Linked DNA regions of Mus musculus: region 2 is linked to region 1. The links are chromatin contacts, found by Hi-C in ENCODE. All regions are on one chromosome and are shown on one strand. The core of a region is the stretch at or near the end of the contact, and the rest is flanking DNA. Distances in the headings are between cores, read along the strand shown. Region 1 holds the start of Ice1 (interactor of little elongation complex ELL subunit 1). Region 2 holds the start of Ndufs6 (NADH:ubiquinone oxidoreductase core subunit S6).

Region 1 (3,320 bases), core at 272-2,771:
ACCTGTGATCCTAATCTGGTGGCTGGGAGATACAAGTTTCTGACCTGGATCTTATCGTGGAGATTTTTTTTTTAAGATTTATTTATTATTATATGTAAGTACACTGTAGCTGTCTTCAGACACACCAGAAGAGGGAGTCAGATCTTGTTACGGATGGTTGTGAGCCACCATGTGGTTGCTGGGATTTGAACTCTGGACCTTCGGAAGAGCAGTCAGGTGCTCTTACCCGCTGAGCCATCTGACCAGCCCCTATCGTGGAGATCTTGAGGCATATACTGGCTATGAATCCCAAGAGATTAAGATTGGAAGCTCTCTGAGTTCAAGGTCATCTGGGACAAAGCAAGTCCCAGATCCAGGCATGGTGACACACACCTTTAATTTGGGCCGTATCTTCTGCTAGAGACCTACATAAGGACATTAGATGAAGAAAGATAGGCTCTCTCTTCTTTGCCTGCTTGCCCTGTGGAACTGAGCAACTGCTAGATCGTTGGACTTCCATTCACAGCTGCTGCTGACCATTGTTGGCGAGTTGGACTACAGAGTATAAGTCATCAATAAATTCCCTTACTATATAGAGTCTACCCATAAGTTCTGTGACTCTAGAGAACCCTCACTAATAAATGCAACACTGTTGTTGAGATTGGGACTTTGTAACCAGAAGATGAGGAGCCGCCAGAAACTTCCTAGTAGACAGATACTGATGGCAACAAAGTTTCTGAGGAGAGTGGATACAATGCTAGGATGTCAGCGAGAGTTCAAGCCCTGATTTCAAGTGGCTTTTAAAGCTGAATGAGGATTTCTTCTTTCCACCTCTCCAGCCTAAGGGTGAAGATGACTGGGAAACCGGCTCGAAGGGGTTTGTCTGGTTGGCTGCGTGCAGACACACCCCACACGTTAGTAGCAGAGCATGGAGCCCTAGAGGTTGGCCTCCAGGCGGTGCTCACCCTGCCGCTGCGAGGCACTCCGGGAATTGTAGTTTTTCTTCCGCTCCCTGCCTGTCTACTGGGAGAATAGTGCAGTAGCTCTGCAAGAAGCGTTCGCACTTTCCAAACCCAGGCTCGGGTCCTCCTTCGGTGGTCGGCATGCCAATGACATCGCAAAACCCCCGCCCCTTGGAGGCTGAAGGGATTTAGGCGTCTACACAGGGCCTGTAATGAGGCAGCTGACAGATGCACAGACAGTTCGTGAAGGCAGGCCCTGGCTCTTGTTCATCTCTTCCAAGATGTGTCCTAAGGCTTTGCTTTTTGTACGACCACGCTTCGTTCTGGCTTTTTGATCAGGCGGATCTGCGGGCAGCCCCGACGGGGGGCGGGGCTGGGTGGGGCGGGGACCTCGTGTGCTGTCGTCGCTTTGGGCCCTCGGGGCTGCGCCGCTCTCAAGTGCCCTGGGCTGCTTCGCTGGTCTGAGCCCTAGGCCGGCTCCACGGGGACCTTGGCGCACGCATGGACCTGCCCGCGCCCGGCGGGAAGCGGCCAGGCTGGCGGTGGCTGGGGCGGCGGAGCAGGGCCGAGGCAGCGGGCCCCTGAGCGCGCGCCCTGCAGGCCGGGCCGCAGCACCATGATGCCCGGCGAGACGCACCCGGCGGCGCCCGGGCCAGCCGACCTCGCGCGGTGTCAGGGCTGCGCCTCCCTGCAGCAGGTACGCAGGATCCCTGGCTGACCCTTTTGCGCCGTTTTGGGGGCGGGTGCCGGTGCTTTGTTTAATCACGGACAGAATTGGTTCAGCTGCTGCGATGCCGGCGGCGGACAGAGTGAGCGTGCTCTTCAGGACTCCTCGTCTTCCCGACTCAGGGTTTGCAGGGCCCAGTTTGGTTGGTGGGTGACGCTGTCTACGCGCGGAGGGAATCTTCCTCTCTGTGATGAAGGCCTCCTCGCACTCCTAATTATTTGTTGTTTGAAGGCAAGGGTTTTATGTTGCGTGCCCAGGTCGCTAGACTTCCAAGATTCCGGAACGGAACTGCATTTTAGCTTACACGTATCTATTAATATACTGCCAAGCTTAGCTTTTGTTAAGTAGCATGTTAGTTGTCTGATTAAAATTGTCCAATAAACATACGTGGGTCTAGGTAGTTTGTTACAGTGTCATGTCCTGTTCTTAACAATGGATCGCTGCAGATGGGTTCTAGGTTTTACTGATGCAATAGAAATAGTCCCCAGTGCTCAGGGCTGGAGACTCGCACAGCTTTCTGTCTTAGAGTTCCATTCACCTATTGTCAGTGGCAAAACGGAACTTGCCCTTGCTCCCGTTCAGTTCATCCCCTTTCTACCCAGTGTTCTAAGCACTGTTCATATTCTGGTAAACCACCTGGACACGGATAAGATGAACGTGCGCAAGTACGACTCGACAGGATTTTAGATGTTGGGAAGGAAATAATGGAAGATGTCAGGGGGTTCTGGTGAGGTGGTGTTGAGGCAGTGGGAGTTGTGAATGTTGAAAAGTAGCTCTGGAGATCGGTTTTAACAAGTGGGACGGTTTCTTGATGTTTGATGAGCAAAGCCTGTGGCAGCCTCGGGGTTGGTGAGACGAGATAAGGGATGCAGACTAGCTAGCTATCTGTGGAAGTTTGCTTTTTATTGTAAAGTGCAATGTCTCTGCGCCGATTCGTATGTTCTAGTTGCTTGGAGAATAGGAAATGGTTTGGCACTCTCATAGAGAAGATGGAGAGTCAAGCCATGTTGTAGCTAGGCCACATCGTGTAGGCATCTTATAACCCTCCCCTCCCTTAAAAGATTCTGAATGGAACGCTTCTTTAATGGACCATATTTGTGTTTTGAGCCTATTTACTCAAATTTTTTGATCCCCTGCTAGTTTATAACAATGTACGCAAAGAGAAGAGGAAAGTTACATTAGAAGCAACATATTGGTAACAAACAGGCAAAAGTAGGAGGGGAGAGTGGGTAAGGACCAGGCTTTTGGCTGCTGAGATTTTCTGGTCTTTGGAAAAATCGTATTTGAACAAGGTTATAGGAGAGCGAGTTCGGTTGATTTCTTTGAAGCCCGACATCCTAGTGGATGCCTCAAGGCCTGGGGTAGTTGCTTTCCTGGTGTGCTTGAGAAGACCGGTGAGGCCACAGCAGACTGAAGATTTAGGATTTGCAGAGGTCAGAAGAGCCAGAAGAGCCCTGGTTGTGTGGTTCTCATACACCCACACCGTTGTATGAGCTTGGGCTTCTCTGGATGAGGTGGTGGTGAATCATTGCAGGTATTTGAACAGACAGCTGTGTGACCCATTCTTCTTAGCCCTCTGGAGAGCTGCATTCACACACTGCTCACCAGGAGTCCCTGTCCTGTTGAGTGAGCAGTGCCATTGATTTCTTTAG
Region 2 (3,320 bases), core at 335-2,834, 2.7 Mb before region 1:
CCAGGAAGTGGGAGTGGGTGGGTTGGGGAGGGGGGAGGGAGGAGGGTATAGGGGACTTTGGGGGATAGCATTTGAAATGTAAATGAAGAAAATATCTAATAAAAATGCCTAAAAAAAAAAAAAAAAAAGAAAGAAAGAAAGAAAAGGAAAAAAGGACTCCAGAGTTCTAGCAATTAAAAAAAATAATGTGGGTCAGAGAGATGGCCTGGGAGTCACAAGTGCTTTCCATGCAAGTCTGTAGACCTCAGTTCAGTCCCCAGAACTCACATGGAAAAAGAGACTGGCTTCCTCCAACTTCCACATGTGCTCTGTGGCACCTGTGTATGAACTCACATGTGTGTGAACTCATACACAGACAGGGGGTGTTAGGGTTTAAATAGAGACTTAGGGCTGGAGAGATAGCTTGATGGCTAAGAGCACCTGCTACTCTTGCAGAAGACCATCATTCTGTTCCCAGCACCCACACAACTACTCAAATGGACTGTAACTTGACCTGTCTGGAGATCCTGTGCCCTTCTCTTGGTACCAGGTAACCACACACATGGCCATATATAAATGTATACACTCATACATATAAAATAAATCCTTTAAAAAGAGGGAGAATGAGACAAATCTGCAGGACAGGGTGTGGAGACATAAGCCTGAAATCCCAGCACTCCAAAGGCTGAGGCAGGAAGACAGTGAGTGCTAGGTTAGCCTGGCTTACAGAGCTTAAGGCTAGCCAGGGCATCTTAGGCCCACATTTATTGGGGCATTTTTCAACTTGGCGAGGTCTTTGTCCTTGTGTCTTAGGGCCCTCTCTGGTTACCCCTTTCGTCTTCAGACTCACCTAGTCCTTATGCTATAGCAGAGCACAGAAAGGTAGATACCAGGTCATTAACCTCCAATCCTGGCCAAGAGATCCCAAACAACACATGCTAGCTTCTGGCACTTTCTCGGAATTAGTGACCCGGCCCTGCTCTGAGTCTGGGGTCCCACCTGTCTACCTCTGAGCAAAGTTGTTCAGGCTACTTTGGGGTTTGACAGTATATGTCGTTCCAAGGGAGGTTCGGACTCAGATTCAAATGAGGCAGGAGAGGCCAAAACAGCCTTCAGAGTTACAGACTACGATTTGCATCAGGTTTTTTTCTACATAGCAGAGCTTTTCCGGACAGCTTTCCAATGCTGGGTAAACTTCCTTGCAGTCTAACTGGAAACTGAACTACTGCAGCGTTGCAAAAATGCTCAGAAATCTAACTTTCCTACACCAACATACAGGACCAGGAGAGTTGACTGCACAAACTGTTTCTTCTGCTGAACAACTTACTTCTTTACTCAAAACAAAACAGAAAACAAAAAACAAACCAACCCACGGAAAATCTGCATTTTCTCCATTGGCATAAAAGCACACACAGCGCATCTTCAGTTTCCGTCCCCCCACCCCCTGCCTTTGTCACACTAGTAACCTTTGAACACTGCGCACAGTTAAGCCGCAGCTCCGCATCCTATCCAGTTCCACCACCAGCCCCGCCAGCCGCTCAGGCATAGGACGAAAAAAGTTCCACAAGTACTCCCCGCCGACTGCTGTGCGCCTGCGCCGGCACTTGGTACGACGCGTGGGGTCAAGGGTCACCGGCAAGATGGCGGCGGTGCTGACCTTCCGCCGGCTGTTGACTCTCCCCAGGGCTGCACGGGGTTTCGGGGTTCAAGTGTCGCCGAGCGGGGAAAAGATCACGCATACCGGCCAGGTAACGGCCGCGCCCGCCATGCCTGGAACCCAAGACTGACGGTAGCAGGGAGCGCAGCAAGGTGTGCTTCTGCCAGGCTAGCGCGCGGCACTACTGGGCTCACCTTGTGCAACCCGCTGCTCCGGTTTCTAGCTGGTGGCTTTCGGTTGGGACTTGGATCTCCTCATTCTTTAGGCCATATCTTTATATTAAGTTCAATGTTTTAACAAATGATTGTTGTGTTTTGGACCCGGGACAGAGGACTGAGGTGCATATTTTACATATCAAAGGAGACCCGGCATGCAGGTTCTCCCAGCATTCCTCAGTCCCTACCTGGCGTTGCAGCCCAGGATCCTCCCTATATAATCCAGGCATTTTGGTTTCTCCCACCCTGTCTCTTTCTCCTCTCCTTGAACACACTCCCTTTCTCTCCCCCGACCCCTCCTCCTGTCCCAATGGTGACTTCTCTGGCCTCAATCCTTGGGGCCAGTGAACTCACCTGAGAGCGGCTTCCCAATAAACCTACCTTTAATATAATTTAATCTGGCTTGAATTGGTTCATTTCACCAGTGGAGAAATAGCCTATCAATAGTGTATAAAGCAACCCTAGCGTTCGTTCAATATAATAGTGAACCAAAAAATGAGAAACTATGTCTGCTGAAATGAAATCGCGCCTGTTGGAGTTGGCTACTTGTGAGGGCAGGAACTTTGTCTCCAGTCTGCACTCCAGCCTGTCATCCCCTGAGACCGTTCAGTACAAGTTCATTTTGCCTCTTAGTGGGTCTGTCTCCTCATCAATGGGTATAGGCCAAGGGGAACATCGTTCTATAGTATTTTCAATCAATATTATGTGACTTTATTTAGAATAATAGATGGCCTTTTTTTTCCAGGTGTATGATGAAAAAGACTACAGGAGGGTTCGTTTTGTAGATCGTCAGAAAGAGGTAAGTGAAAGATAGAGGAATTCGTAAAACTTAAGCAGGTTGAGCAACTCAAATGCCGGAAGTGTATTGAGCACTAATGTACCACAGTGAATCCTGCGCCTGACTTGGGTGGTAGATTGTAATGAAAAGACAGGCACAACTGAGGTATTGCATAAAAATACCTTCAAGCTCTGTATGAGGTGTAAAGAGACAAGTGGATTTCATGTTTGTACTTGGGCCCATCTTTGAGGTAGCTCGTGTTCCTTAAAGGTATTTGAGCTTTGAGGTAGCTCTTTTGTATCCTCATTGTTGGTCCTAGGCTCCTCCTGGAAGTGGTACTTAGTGTGTGCCAGCTTAACATGGAAGAAGCTAAAGAAATCCTCACATATCACAACCACCCTAGAAAACGCAGAGTCCTAAGTACAAATTGTGTTAACTTTTTTTCTCTTCCTCTCAGACTGCAGAGCATCTTGGAACAGTAGTTGAGATTTTCATAAGCATGATCTTGTTTTCAGTCTGGTACTTGCCGTAGCATTTTTTTTTTTTTTTTTTTTTTTTTATTGCTGAGATAAAACACCATGACCCAAAGCGGTTGGGGACAAAAGGGTTTCATTTTATAACTCTCAGGTCGTATTCCTGAGGGAAGTCAGGGCAGGAACTTGAGGCAGGGACTGATGCAGAGACCATGGAG

Evidence for each region. Hi-C counts contacts between places; a loop is a spot of excess contacts on that map.
Region 2: a loop to region 1 is called in a map of left cerebral cortex, with 7 times the contacts of the local background. The contact joins the promoter of Ndufs6 here to the promoter of Ice1 in region 1. A Hi-C loop is called at or near these places in 7 of 37 maps with a recorded cell type or tissue (T-helper 17 cell, T-helper 2 cell, left cerebral cortex and 2 more).

The regions. Positions count from the first base shown.
Region 1 is chr13:70,635,835-70,639,154 of GRCm38, reverse strand. Ice1 (interactor of little elongation complex ELL subunit 1) reads left to right here and starts at 1,521. Exons shown (of 19, transcript NM_144837.3): 1 at 1,521-1,638. The coding sequence starts at 1,558.
Region 2 is chr13:73,326,746-73,330,065 of GRCm38, reverse strand. It overlaps Ndufs6 (NADH:ubiquinone oxidoreductase core subunit S6), which reads left to right and starts at 1,584. Exons shown (of 4, transcript NM_010888.2): 1 at 1,584-1,727; 2 at 2,597-2,650. The coding sequence starts at 1,620. It also overlaps a transcript of Mrpl36 not described here.